3 separate regions of the Homo sapiens genome follow, and all the other regions are linked to region 3. The links are chromatin contacts, found by Hi-C or POLR2A ChIA-PET in ENCODE. All regions are on one chromosome and are shown on one strand. Each heading gives the region's core, a stretch centred on a gene start or an enhancer-like site at or near the end of the contact. The rest is flanking DNA. Distances are from core to core; before and after follow the strand shown.

The links. A loop is a pair of places that touch in the nucleus more often than their neighbours do. ChIA-PET counts read pairs that join two places held with the same protein, here RNA polymerase II (POLR2A). Pooled maps may share reads with other maps.
Region 1: a pooled map shows a loop between it and region 3 (4-fold over the local background). The contact joins the enhancer-like site here to the promoter of ZBTB20-AS5 in region 3. A Hi-C loop is called at or near these places in 10 of 37 single-sample maps with no recorded cell type and 3 of 50 pooled maps. POLR2A ChIA-PET finds 5 or more read pairs at or near these places in 1 of 52 experiments (A673).
Region 2: a loop to region 3 is called in a map of OCI-LY7, with 5 times the contacts of the local background. The contact joins the enhancer-like site here to the promoter of ZBTB20-AS5 in region 3. A Hi-C loop is called at or near these places in 1 of 168 maps with a recorded cell type or tissue (OCI-LY7) and 1 of 50 pooled maps. POLR2A ChIA-PET finds 5 or more read pairs at or near these places in 3 of 52 experiments (Panc1, activated CD4-positive, alpha-beta T cell and activated T-cell).

What each region holds. Positions count from the first base shown.
Region 1 is chr3:114,807,640-114,812,551 of GRCh38, forward strand. The region is part of intron 4 of ZBTB20 (zinc finger and BTB domain containing 20); the gene reads right to left. Among named protein-coding and RNA genes, the nearest start is that of ZBTB20-AS3, 63 kb to the right of the region's middle. RefSeq lists an enhancer at 2,252-2,431. Within about 2 kb of position 2,317, at least 3 of the 41 ENCODE cell types and tissues checked have a DNase peak (open chromatin) inside an H3K27ac peak, as active enhancers do.
Region 2 is chr3:114,003,151-114,007,512 of GRCh38, forward strand. It overlaps CCDC191 (coiled-coil domain containing 191), which reads right to left. Exons shown (of 17, transcript NM_020817.2): 10 at 2,358-2,812; 11 at 1,487-1,596. All of the region lies in intron 1 of LOC105374048 (a long non-coding RNA gene), which reads left to right. Among named protein-coding and RNA genes, the nearest start is that of CCDC191, 51 kb to the right of the region's middle. RefSeq lists enhancers at 2,225-2,354, 2,585-2,634. Within about 2 kb of position 2,386, at least 3 of the 41 ENCODE cell types and tissues checked have a DNase peak (open chromatin) inside an H3K27ac peak, as active enhancers do; they include OCI-LY7, where a contact is called at or near this core.
Region 3 is chr3:114,450,298-114,454,946 of GRCh38, forward strand. It overlaps ZBTB20-AS5 (ZBTB20 antisense RNA 5), which reads left to right and starts at 3,296. Exons shown (of 3, transcript NR_121661.1): 1 at 3,296-3,343. All of the region lies in intron 7 of ZBTB20 (zinc finger and BTB domain containing 20), which reads right to left.

The DNA.
Region 1 (4,912 bases), core at 1,067-3,566, 360 kb after region 3:
AGATGCCCTTTGTCAGGTTACAGAAGTTCTCTTCTATTCCTTTTGTTGAAAGATTATATCACAAATGGATACTGGATTTTCTCAAATGTTTCTGTACATCTATTGAAATGGTCATGTGTTTTCTCTTTTATTCTATTAATATGCTATATTGCATTAATTAATTATTGGATGTTAAGTGAAACTCACATTCCTGGGATAAATCCTCTGTGGTCAGCACTGTATAATGCTTTTCTACTTTGCCACATTTGGTTTGTGAATATTTTGTTGAGTTTTGGTGTCTATATTCATGAGGGAATCTGGTCTGCAGTTTTCTTTCATTGTGATGTCTTTGTCTGGCTTTGCTCTCAGTGTAATATTGTACAAATAATTGAAAGATGACCTTTCTTGCTCTATTTCTAGAAAAGTTTGTGAAATACTGGTATTGGATAGAATTCACCAGTGGAGTCATCTACATCTAGGATTTTCTCCTAACTATAAATTGTATAAATTGTATGTCTTTTTATTACGAGTCTGTTCATATTTTCTATTTCCTCTTGAGTCAGTTTTGGTAATTTGCGCATTTCTAAGATAGTCCATTTTATCCAGCTAATTGCTAACAATTGTCCAGTTGCTAACAATTGTCTAATTGTTAAGCAATGACAATTGAGGTCAACCAATGATCAGTCACAGGTTGTATTTCTAACTATCAAGCAATGAAAAGGATTATGAGGTTATAATATTTGTTCATAGTATAGTATGAGATCAGGAATGAGAGAGAAGGTATCACCACCAACCCCATAGAAATGAGAATGATTATGAGGTTATACTATTTGTTTATAATATAGTATTAACTATAACTATACCTCATAATCCTTTTCATTTCTGTGGGGTTGGTGGTGATACCTTCTCTCTGATTCCTCATTTTGGTAATCTGTCATCTTCTCTCCTTTTTCCTTGATCAGTCTAGCAAAAGAAAAACTAAGTTTTGGTTGATCTTTTCAAAAAACTAAGTTTTGGTTTCATTAATTTTCTCTATTATTTTCATTATCTATTTCATTGATTTCTGTTCTTATCTTTGTTATATCCTTCCTTCTGTTCAAACAGAATTTAGTTTTATGTTTATATCATGTCTATACTTACCTAAATAATGACGTGATGAGGTCCTTTTGTTTAGGTGAATTTTAGATACATTTTTATCATTTCATTTCCACTTAAAGGATTTCCTTCAGTATTTCTGGTAAGGCAGGTCTACTAGCAACAAATTGTCTCAGTCTTTGTTTATTTGGGATATCTTTATTTTATATTTATTTTTGAAGAACAATTTTGCTAAATATAAAATTCCTAAATGACATTTTCCCTTTTTTTCCTTCAGCACACTGAATACGTCATCCCTCTACCTCCTGGCTTTGTTTCTAATGAGAAGTAAGCTGTTAATCGTAGTGTTGTTTTCCTGTATGTAACAGTCTTTTTTTTCTTGTTACTGTCAAAATTTTCTCTTTTTCATTCAAAAGTTTGACTATAATGTGTCTATGTACAGATTTTTTTTGTGTTTATCCAACATGGAGTTTTTGTGCTTCTCAAATGTGTAGATTAATGTTATTCATCACATTTGGGAAGTTTTTGGCTATTATTTCTTCAAATATTTTTGAGCCCTTTCTTTCTTTCCTCCTCTTCTCTACCATTACACATATGTTAGTATGCTTGATGGTCTCTCACAGGTCTCCGAAGCTCTGCTCATTTTTTCATTGTTCTTTTCTCTTCAAATTAGACCATTTCTATTAATTGATCTTCAATCTCATTGTGTCTTTATTCTGCCATCTTAAATATTCTGTTGAGATTCTCTTGCAATTTTTTAATTTCCATTATAATATTTTTTAACTCCAGAATTTTTGTTCCTTTTAAAATAACACTTATGTTTATATTGATACTCTCTATTTAAAGGGTAATTATAGTAATACTTTAATTATTTAACATGATTTCCTATTATTTTGAACATATTTATAATAGTGCTTTCAACTCTTTGTTTGCTAAGTTTAACATCTGCTATCTCCACTTCAACCCAAATATAATTTCTTTTTTTTTCTTCAGACACTTTCTTTTAACCACTTCTTAAATTGGGTATGAGTCACACTCCTGTTTATTACATGTCTCATTTTTTTCTTGAAAATTGACATTTTATATAGCATATTACAGCAACTCTGGCTTCTGACTTTTCCCTGTTGAGGGTTGTTGCTGTTATTGCTGTGTTTGTTTATTTAGGACTTGCCTAACATAACTCTGTGCAGCCTCTCTTCCCCATGCTGTGCCGCTGCTGATGTTTCTGCTCAGTTTGTGTAATTTCCATTTTCGTTTTTGAGCTGGGACTTTCCCCTGTGTTAACACAGTTTAGTGGTCAGCCAACGATCAGTCACAGGTTGTACTTAAACACCTAGGGCCACTATGCTAACGCCTCTAATTGATATATACGTGTGTGTGGGTTGTAGAATGCACTCAAAGTTCAGGCAGTTTACAAGTGTTTTTTTGATTTTTACTTTCCATTTGTTCTCTCTTATCTTCTCTCTGTGTGTCCAAAGCCTTAGGTCTTCCCCAGAGTATGTGTGCAGCCTTTCAGACCTCTAGGAATATGTGGTAGCTTACCAAAGTTCACTATGATAGTATCCTTTTCCAATTCTCCCTGCTAAATTTCTGGCCAATCTGCCAGTTCTTTTCTACTCTGAATTGTAACTTCAGGCTACATATGATGTTTATTCTCCCTGCTTGTTTGCCCCTGAGATTGTCACTGTTTTGACCACACCTAAGGGCATGGGGTTTTTCTATGTTCTGCTCCATCAAATTATCGAATCACCCCCTTTCAGCAGTGAAGTTGTGGGTTTTCATGACTTGTCCTGCCCTGGCAGAACTACTGATACAATGGAACTGTGGGGACGGATAATAGGAGGAAGCACTCCCGGCTAAAACACTGTGGGCTCCTAACTGTGCTAGTTGTCCCAACATAACTTTTAATTTGGCCACTTTCACTCCCAAAAGTATCCAGCTTCTGTGATATGATTTATGACCTTTTAATCTATAGTGGGCATAAACGACTTATGCCATATGCCATTTCTTCAGCGAATGACCACTGCCTAATTCTTTTCTTAGTAATGCAGGAATCAGGGGCCTAGCTGCAGGTATCCATGCATGTGGGGTGGCGGGGGGGAAGTCTAACTGCCATTGAATGAACGTTTTCATAATGGTTACATGTGTATAGAAAATCTTCAACTGCCCCTCCTACTACATCTCTAGAAAGTTTAAAGGTTTGGGGGGGATTAAGAATTTCTAGGGAAGTGTATGGGATATAGGGATAAGGTTACCAAAATTCTCCCATGGGAGATAAATAGTTTTGCCTCACTCTATAGAGTTTGGAGAAACCACTCAGCGAGAAGGACTAGAATTACTTTGGTTAATAATGAGTTGCTATGAACTTTGGAGCTGGACTAACCTATTCTAAGCAATTGTAAAGAATATGTCATTTAGACTTAATCTTATACAAAACAATAATAGCTCAGAGATCTAAGCAGGTCCAAATACTTACTTGGATCAGGTTAGTATTTGCCAGCTTATTTTCTCACAGATTCCTGGGCTCACTCAGGTTATACTTCCTTGGGAACACACAAAGGGAATAAGCTCCTTTTGGAACTCAAATAACTTGTAAATCAGAAAGTTCCCATATGGATATAGAGAATAATATTTACTATATAATAATTTTTCCTTTACATGATGATCCACAATAAAGTTCCCTTGAGAATACACTTCCCTAGAGCATTTAAATTATGAACGGATTTACAAAATAACTCCTATCACATGAAAAGAGATAAACATATAGTATCTGCTTCTAGGAATTATCTAAACTCATTTTCCTTCAGAGACTTAAATAGATGAAAAAAATCAGCAAACTTTGTTTAGGAAAAATTCAGAATGTATAAAGCATTAATTGTGAATATCTTACTGATATCTTTGGATCAACATAATACTTCACTTTTACAACATGTTGAGGAAATCAAAGTATTCACCAAACTTCATCTCATTAAAGTGTCATAACCTTTAATCTAGGAACCCGTAATAGTAAAGATTACTGTTTCTGTCTGGAAAACAAGAAATCTAATCCATGAAACAAAATCCTGAAACATCACATACATTGCTTAAAGATGTAAGTCTGAGGATGGAGAATGTGATGGAACTCCGTCACCTTGTTGTATAAGTGTGTCCGGAATTGGTGGGTTCTTGGTCTCACTGACTTCAAGAATGAAGCCGCGGACCCTCCCGGTGAGTGTTACAGTTCTTAAAGGCGGCGTCTCCGCAGTTTGTTCCTTCTGATGTTCGGATGTGTTCGGAGTTTCTGCCTTCTGGTGGGTTTGTGGTCTCGCTGGCTCAGGAGTGAAGCTGCAGACCTTTGCGGTGAGTGTTACAGCTCATAAAGGCAGTGTGGACCCAAAGAGTGAGCAGTAGCAAGATTTATTGCAAAGAGTGAAAGAACAAAGCTTCCACAGTGTGGAAGTGGACCCCAGCCGGTTGCCACTGCTGGCTCCGGCAGCCTGCTTTCATTCTCTTATCTGGCGCCACCCACATCCTGCTGATTGGTAGAGCTGAGTGGTCTGTTTTGACAGGGTGCTGATTGGTGCGTTTACAATCCCTGAGCTAGACACAAAGGTTCTCCACATCCCCACCAGATTAGCTGGATACAGAGTGTCCACACAAAGGTTCTCCAAGTCCCCACCAGAGTAGCTAGATACAGAGTGTCGACTGGTGCATTCACAAACCCTGAGCTAGACACAGGGTGCTGATTGGTGTGTTTACAAACCTTGAGCTAGATACAGAGTGCCGATTGGTGTATTTACAATCCCTGAGCTAGACATAGTTTCTCCAAGTCCCCACCAGAGTAGCCAGATATAGAGTG
Region 2 (4,362 bases), core at 1,136-3,635, 450 kb before region 3:
TTCTTGACAGGCTATTAAATATCGATCCAAAAGAAACAAATGTGCAAGATGGTCTGATAATATGACTCTATAATCAGTTGGGGCTTTCATAGGAAGAGGGGCATGGATGGGAGGAGTATCAAGTTCTGCTCACCTAAGCCAGCCAATAGTTACTTTCAGTTCCTTGTGCCATATTTTAGAGAAAAGAATTTAAGTCCAAGTTTTAAGAATTAATAAACAAAAAACTCACCAGGCTATTTCTTACAGTTATTAAGTGTCTGCTTTGCTGAAAAAGAATGGTAGTGCCACAGATGGCGAGAGTGAAATTGTCTCTAAGAAGGCAGAAATAGACTAGGGGATTAAAGTAAGAGACCCCTAAGAAGCAGAGTCTCTGGTAATATGCCCTTTGCCCATCTTTTCTAGATCTAATCATCAAAAGACTACTTGAAAGTAGACTGGGCTTCTAAAATAGCTAACTCCTTGACCAAACAATAATTTTAAAAAAATAATCATACTTAACTGGGTATTTACTGACCAAGCTTAATGATAGGCAAAGACAGCATAAATTGCTGTCCTGGCAGATAGTTAATGCAAAGACTGCCAATTTCTTCATTAATAGGAATTGACTGCAGGCACAGTGTCTTTCATTTGTAATTACTTCTTGTTAAACCAGCAATCTTGTCACAGGTAAAAAATCAAATTTACAAACCACAATATAATTGTCAAAGTGCCAACCACCACATGCAAACATAAGTACAGTGAAGGACTAAGCATATAGTAAAAACAATTAGCAGATTCACTAGGTGGGTTCTGAAGAATGCTTCTATTCGTATAGTTTAGTTTAAATAAGGGTTTCTGGCCAGGTGCAGTGGTTCATGCCTATAATCCCAACACCTAGGGATGTTGAGGTGGGAGGACTCCTTGAGGCCAGGAGTTTGAGACCAGCCTGGGCAACACAGGAAGACCCTGCCTGTACCAAATAAATAAATGTTTCTAGATGCATCAAAAATGTTATCAAATTAACATATCTGGTTTGTAGGTTTTATTACTAAAATCCTATCAACAAGTTATAATATTATAAAATAATAACTTATCTTGGATTACTGTAAACTGATCAAATTTGAACATTAACAAAGTACAATGACAGGTGTCCTTTATCAGTGTTTGTCCTTGGCAGTTACTCAGAGTTTTCTCATTTGTGTAATTATTCCTTTTTTTTTCACAATCCAAATCTCAAATTACAGAAAAATGATATACCTTTCAGCTATGTTTTTTTGTGTGTGTGTTGGCTGGGAATGCCAAAAAGGTTGGCAAAAGGGGCAGGAAAAAAGTAGTGGGGCTCTCTGGTGTACTCCACTCCTCACATGTCTACCATTCTGAGATTTTTGATGTCAGGTTCTGCCAAGTCTCAAAACCTCAAGAGTTGCCAGAATTCAGTCCCAGTGTACACATTCTACTCTAGGAGAGAAGATAACAACCACCAAGGCCACCACCGAGACAGCCCTGCCTTTTAGTATGGGATGCGGTGTCATCAATTGCTTTGGTTTCCTTCTGAGTCCAGAAAGAGAATTTCGGGAGTCACTTCTGCCTTCAGTCCCAGGGGAAGCAACAGGTGAACTAGGGAAAAAATAAAGGAAAGGAATTTAGACTACTAACCAGTTTCCTTCAAACTCCTTTGACCTGAGATGCTCAAAGCCTTTTACAGACCTTAATGAATCCCTACTCTCTGAGATAACTACATATTATATCCACTCCATAAATATGTGTAATGAGGTATGGAAAGGTTGTGTGATCGGCATGAGTCTACACAGTGAGTCAGGTACTGTGACTCCCATCCTAATGCTTCAAATCCATAGGTGTCACCACATCTTATCCTACCATTTACCACATGCAATGAGTATGTCTCAAGCACAACTGAAACCATCTTACGTGGCTTTTGAGAAACTTGGGCTCTTATTTGAGGCTCAAAGATGTTTTGTTTTATCCCTAACAACTACAAATTTAAGCTAGGAAATAAGCCAGCCCAGGGGCTGCTCCATGTGGACCTGATGTTGTCTGACTTGGCTTCTCAGCACTTAACATAGCTAGAAACCCAGAAATAGAGCAAGACAGCATTTTTCTCTTTAACTGGCATAGTAACAGAGATCCTCAAAGGCAGCCGTGACCCAAATGCTAACAGTATAACTGGATCCTTACAGGCATCCTTGACTATCTGTGCCTGTCATATACTAGTCATAACTAGGCTTCTTTGCTTTGAGAGTGCAAAATCAAGGAAAAGGAACAATCATGGGGCTCAGAAGCAGGGCAAAGAAGCTCAGGAGCCCAAAGTGAAAAACCCCTTAAAATGAGTCCAGCGAGTTCTGATAGAACAGACATACTTCACAAGCATCTGGCAGGTTCTTGGTTCCTCTTCTCTGGGCTTTGACAGCAGGTGGCTCTGTGCTTCTGTGACTGCTAAGGCATGCTCTGCTGCCCACTGAGCCTCTGCCAGCTGCAGGTTTTTCTTCAGCTCGAGAATTGTTTTCTGCTGTTCCTGAAGTTTCTTCTTTTGCTTCTCAATCAGCTGTTGCTGGAAGACATGGCGGTTGTGGAAATGACCCAAGCAAAGCGGTTCTGCTTTCTGGCTGGTAGTTCTGAGTGTCTCGTTGCTGCCAGGCTGTTGAGAGGGTTCAGCACCCAGGGTCTTGTGCTGCTTATTGCCAGGTGCACTCAGAGAGACATTCTGAAGGGAACCCTGCAAGTTGCCTGTTGTTGTTCTTCCCAGGGGAGGACTGAGCATACAACCACTGCTTCCCAAGGGAGGCTTTTCCCACAAAGGGGGCACAGCAGTCTCCTGAGAGAGAGAAACATGTTATAGCTCAACTATTTAAAGGACTGTGCTGATGAAATCCAACATTTATGAGGTCAGTATTGTTTTGTTTAATGGCACAACTGCCATGTATTGCAGGTAAAGGTGGTCTGTGCTCCTGGCCTGGCTACCTCAGAGGCCACCACTCTTAAAACATGCATTGCTGCTCACCATGAAAACTGGGAGAGTGGCCGGCTGTGGTGGCTCATGCCTGTAATCCCAGCACGTTGGGAGGCCGAGATGGGCAGATGACTTAAGGTCAGGAGATTGAGATCAGCCTGGCCAACATGGTGAAACCCTGTCTCTACTAAAGGTACAAAAGTTGGCCAGGCATGGTGGTACGCACCTGTAATCCCAGCTACTCAGGAGGCTGATGCAGGAGAATCGCTTGAACCTGGGAAGTGGAGGTTGCAGTGGGCTGAGATTGTGCTACTGAACTCCAGCCTGGGCAACACAGCGAGACCCTGGCTCAAAAAAAAAGAAAACTGGGAGAGTGGCTACAGCTGTATGAACCATTGCCATGGGCCAGGACATTCGTAATAGCAAAAATCTTCTCTTATAAATTTCTAATTTGGACAGTTCATTTGTGAATTAGGCAAGGTTACTCCAGATATATATATATATATATATATATATATATAAATATATATATTTTATATATAAAAAACATGAATTTAATATGCATAAATTGACTCTGAATTTTAGTGGAAATTTGAAGATGTTGTGGCAAAGGATATATTCTTTCTCGAGAATGTCTGAAAACCAAAGAATATCTTTACAAATGAATAATATATCTCTTTTCTTTCAATGCCTCTCCTGACACTAGTAAATTAATCATATGCCATAGTATAGGATATTTAGTTATTTCAGCATCAAGGTCCCGTTAAAGCCTAGCTAACCGTTTCCAGCTATTCCTGAACTATCTATGGGTGGGAAATATTTGGAAGCTCAGGATCACTGGGCAAATATCTGCATTACAAACTATCTATGGGTGGGAAATATTTGGAAGCTCAGGATCACTGGGCAAATATCTGCATTACATAAGAATAATGTTACCTAATAATATTTTGTATTAGCATATCACTAGTTTTCAAAGCTTTATTACATAAATCCCATTTAATAGACTGAGGTACCATACTCAATTACAAGTTCTATACAGAGGGGAAGGAAACAAGAATTTTTATTTAGAAACAGCTATCTTGGCCAAAATAATGTCATATTAAAGTGTCTCTTCTAGAATGGTTTGAGTCCATGTTCTAAGGTCTAAGTTTTTGATTCTGCCATCTGCAATGGCTTAAAGAGAAAAATGCTATGAGCTATCTAAATATCAGAAGCTTCTTGTTCTAACAGGACCCCATCCTTAGGGACTCAAAAATATTTTTCACGATTATAGAAATGCTTTCCATAGACTCAACTGAAATGAAAGATGTGATATATGGAAACTCTGACATGTTAAACACTTTTAAAAGTAACCTTTTATTTCAGTAATGTCAGTGAACACTTATTCATGAGAACACCTGCTTAAGCAATTTATA
Region 3 (4,649 bases), core at 2,046-4,545:
CAAAAACAAATTTCCTCAAACAAAGCAAAACTCAAATTTTTTTATCCATGCCAAGTTTAACGTTCTGAGACAAAGCTGTTTTGGAGTTTTCCGCTGAAGGAAAAAAGGCTTTTAAAATTTTTTGTTGAACGAAAAATAGTTCTCTCTTCCCTTTTGGGTACGCTTAAAGGGGTGGAATAAATTTTTCTCCAAGTTTCAACAAAATTCACCTCTGGCTATGATAAGGCATTACAAATTTAAGGTCTGTAAAAAATAATTTTAGAGAAACTAACAAGAAACTAAAAACTATGGGTTTAAAGAATGTAATGGTCATCTGAACTTTCAAGGCAGTCTTGCATGTAACTATACAAAAATTATATCCTGATACAAACAGGATATATTATATGTAGATAAGAATAATGTGTATACAACCATATGCATACCTAGAGAAGTTTTATTTTTCTTTTGCTAACTAAAATCAGAACTCTCTAAAGCCGAAAAAGAAATACAACAAAAATTTAGGAGAAACCCAGTAATAACATCGGCACAATTCATCTGTTTTTCATAGCAAGCGTGGAAAAGAAGGCAATCATACCAATTGATTAAATTTTGAGATATATAAAATAAAAATTTGATAAAAGAAGGTTTTTAAAGTATGAATTGCAGTAGAAATGCCTGTTTCGTTCCTGGTTGAAAATTTCTTTCTCTTCCTTGAATATCCCTAAGCATTCCATTTTACCATCTATCACCAAACCCTGAACAGCTCACAGATCTCACAGATCTTATTTAAATCTCTTACTTAATTCTTAAGTCTCTGAATGAATTTCAGCTCCTGCTCTACTTTCCAAGGGTGCTCAGCTGGCCTCACAAAAGCTCCACAGACACATCGTTCACTATCTCTGATGCTTTCAAGCTTAACAGAGGATGCCAAAAAAAAAAAAAAAATCAACGATTAAAAAAAGTTTATTAAAGTGAAACTAGGAGTGCAAATTTGAAGAAGTTGCTTCTACTTTTATTTCTCTCTCAACTCAGCACAGGTGTTTCCTAACTTATACTGCTGTGCATGCTGATGAAGGGGAGGGTTAAATTAAGGTGAGGGAGTGGGCCAAGGGCAGACCAACAAGCATATAGGATCTCCAGCCTCATGTGTTAATGGATGTGTTTAAAAATGGACCCCCCAAAAAGCCTAGAATGAGGTTTCTTTTTGGCAAATAATTAAACCAGTATACTGAAATAATTAAAGCTTTGTCTTTAAATAAAGCATCAGATCAACAGAACAAAAACAAAGATAAAAATTGCACACACATATGCATGTGCGCACACACGCTATGACACACACAGATACGCAAAACTAGTGGGTGAGGGGAGAAGGAAATTAAATAAAAGAAAACAAACAGAGTCCTAACAGGCCATTCTCCGAAAAGGAATCTAAATAAAAAGTCATATGATATCTGATAGTGCAGGACACGTCGCCAAGAACTGGAGCGGATTGCCTACAGGAAGAAAGGGCCAGTGTATTCCAGCTCAAAGAGCTTTTCTTTCCTCCTCCTCTATTTTTTTTCCCTTTTCTCCTCGACTGTGAATGTGTCACTCTCAGGTCAGATCCACGAAGAATCCCAGAATGACAGCTATCACCTGTCACTGTACTCTTGGCGGCACAACTAGCTGATAGGAGCTGCCTGAGTTGGGATCAAGAAGAGCTAGTGCAGCTTTCAGTAACAGCCTGTTATCCCAGTCCCTCTGCCCCTTTCAAAGATCCCCTTGGTCACATCAAAAACAGACCAAAAAGAAAAAGAAAAAAGAAAAAAAAGGGGGGGTACCAAATGAAAAATTAAAAATGCAGGGACAACAGCCCACAGCAACAAAAGAATTCAGGGAGAAAAAATAGAACACAAGCAAAAAGGAAAAAAGCAAAACCAAAACAACTCTTGTCTTCAATATAAAACTTTTTAAAGACTGAGTTTCTCTTATTTGGATGACATTCTTTTTAAAAGTATTTTTCTCCTTAAGCACTATTAAAAGCATTAAAAAATTCTACAAAAATACAGAAAAGTCTGAAAGCAATTCAAGAATATTCCTAAAGAAAACATGTAAGTGTAAGAAGTGAGTTACCCTGGAAAATTCTGGATTTGCCAAAAGTTCCCCTACTTCTAATATCTTTCAGTGAGTTCAAGTGCTAACACTGGCCACCTAGTACTTGTTTTTTATCTGAGGATCATTACTGAGGCAACACATACATAGTAAGGTTTCCCGAAAAGACTCCTTGTTATCAAGTTACTTCAAACATAAGGCACTCACACCTCCCAGCCAGGAGGGTTTTTTGATGAGCATCACACTCTGCCCTGATATGTATTACACCCTTAAGAAGCAGTTACATAAATGCATTCTATAATTATGGAAAATGTATATATCTATATTTTCCCCTACATTTTCCCTCCCCAGGGATATGAATAGATTTTATTTTCAGTTAATAGAAAAAAAAAGAAAAGAGTTTCTGATTCTTGAAACAACTGTTGTAGCTGTTTTCTACTTAGCAAAACAGTTATCTGTAGTTAGGAATGGTACATAATATATATTTAAGGATTTTTGTAGAGCTTGAGAATTGTTCCCCTTGTTTAGTTTCGTGTCTATAATGTACCTTAAAAAGATTTCTAAGTGACAATCAACATATAAATGCATTAAGAGGAGAACTTTAAGAAAGAAAACATTATCTTGGGTTTACAAATCCAGGATATTAGCATAAAGATATAAATGTACAGCATATATAAAAGATAAAATTGTTTACTACATTTTACACATACAGCTCACATCTGATTTCTTTTTGCTTTTGTTGGAGCATTAATTTGAAAATGATAAGCATTCTGAAATGTTTGCTACAACACAAATTCATGGTAAAAATATACATGCATAGGCAAAAATTGAAATGGAGAACACAAAGCTACGTGGCAATCAGAATCGTTGACAAAATCTCCATCTAGACTATATTTTGCATGAACTAGTGTATCATAGAAGGGGCAAGAAATCTCTCTGGGGGTTTTGTCATTTACATAATTAGAAACAAAAATAAAATACAAATATCTGCTCCCTTACTACCTTTTCTTAATAACTGACAAGTGACACAAGTGGTACCTTTTAAACAGATGGATGCAAAAACTTGTGAGATCGAATGAACTGATGTACCCCATTGGTATTTTGGGAACCCAAATTCCATAATTAACTTTTTACCCAAGTGGCAAAAGTAGAAGATGTTCTAGTCACCAAATTGATTATTTGATGGACTTTTGTTCTTTCTTCCACAAGATTTTGGCGACCCAGAAAGGGTAAAGACATGATAAGAGAAGATGCATCCTGAACAACTTTTATTGTGAGTAGAAAAAAAATAGCATAAAGTGAGCATAAGAACAGTTGGATTTGGAAAGATTAAAAGAGGAGAAAAGAGCAACATATGCAACTTAACTAGTCTTTTTCTTTTTAATTTTTTCATGTACATATATGTATATATTGGGATGATGGGGAGAAAAGATAACTGGATTTCTTTTGAATGTCTTTGTGTCTTTATAGAGTGAATGTTCTGTTCCTGTCTCTTTCTTTTTAGGCGAAAAACTAATAAAAATAGAAAAACATATATCAGACATTAAGCTCACTCCCCCCCCCCCCACCCTTCCCTTTGTAAAGAACTCTTTGTTCTCTAGTGAAAATGCTGAAAAATCCCCGGGCAGCTACTCCCTGAAACAAGTGCAAAACACTTAGAGGCTTTTGGGCTGGCTGGGAGCCAGAAACCCTCCCGCTGTCTGGTTAGAAGAGGAAAAAAAGAAGAGAGAGGGAGAGGGAGAGAGGGGAAGAGGGATGGGGGGCAGAGAGAGAGGAAGAGAGAGAGGAAGAGAGAGGAAAAGAGAAGGGAGAGAGAGAGAGAGAGAGAGAGAGAGAGAGAGAGAAATTGGAGCTTCCTTTAATAGACATAGGAAGCAGCGTTTTTTTCTTTCTTTTTTTTCAAAACTGGCGGTCAAGCGTTAAGTAACTCCCGTCTAAATCCACCTGCTAGAAATGAACTTGGGTAACCCCCCAGGGGTGCACAAAGACAGGGAAGACAGTAACATACTCCATACTCTTTCCCACCCCCCGTTGTACTGCTTCCATTCTTTCTGCTCTCATACACAAATGCCCACAGCTTCTCACGCCGCCCCTCTTACCCCCCAACAACAAACACAGCAAAATACATGCTCCCTCGGTCTCCTAAAAAAAAAAAAAGGCTTTTCCATCTCGGTTGCGACACAGTGATAAGGGGTAGCGAACATCTCATACCTGGTGTGAATGCTAATCAGTCAGGAGTTCTCCTTTTCCCAAGACAGGGAACTGTTTCCTTCCAAATTTATTAGAACCTCCTCCACTGCCTCTTTGAAAAACCTTCTTTGTCACCCTCTCCCAAGTCCCGATACTTCTTTAAAAAAAAAATGGCTTCGGAGCTCCTTCTATTCTTGATATTGATTCTCTCTCTCTCCCCCCACCCCTCCTCCTCTCTCCTGTCTGTGTCTCTTCTGAGTGGTCTATTGATAAGTCCCTGGAGGCACTGGGTCAGCCTGCCCGTAGGAAACCAGACACAATGCACAAATCTCCGAGTGCCATTCTGCCATCAGCAAGCAGACCACGTTTAGGAGAGAGAGAGAGGAAAA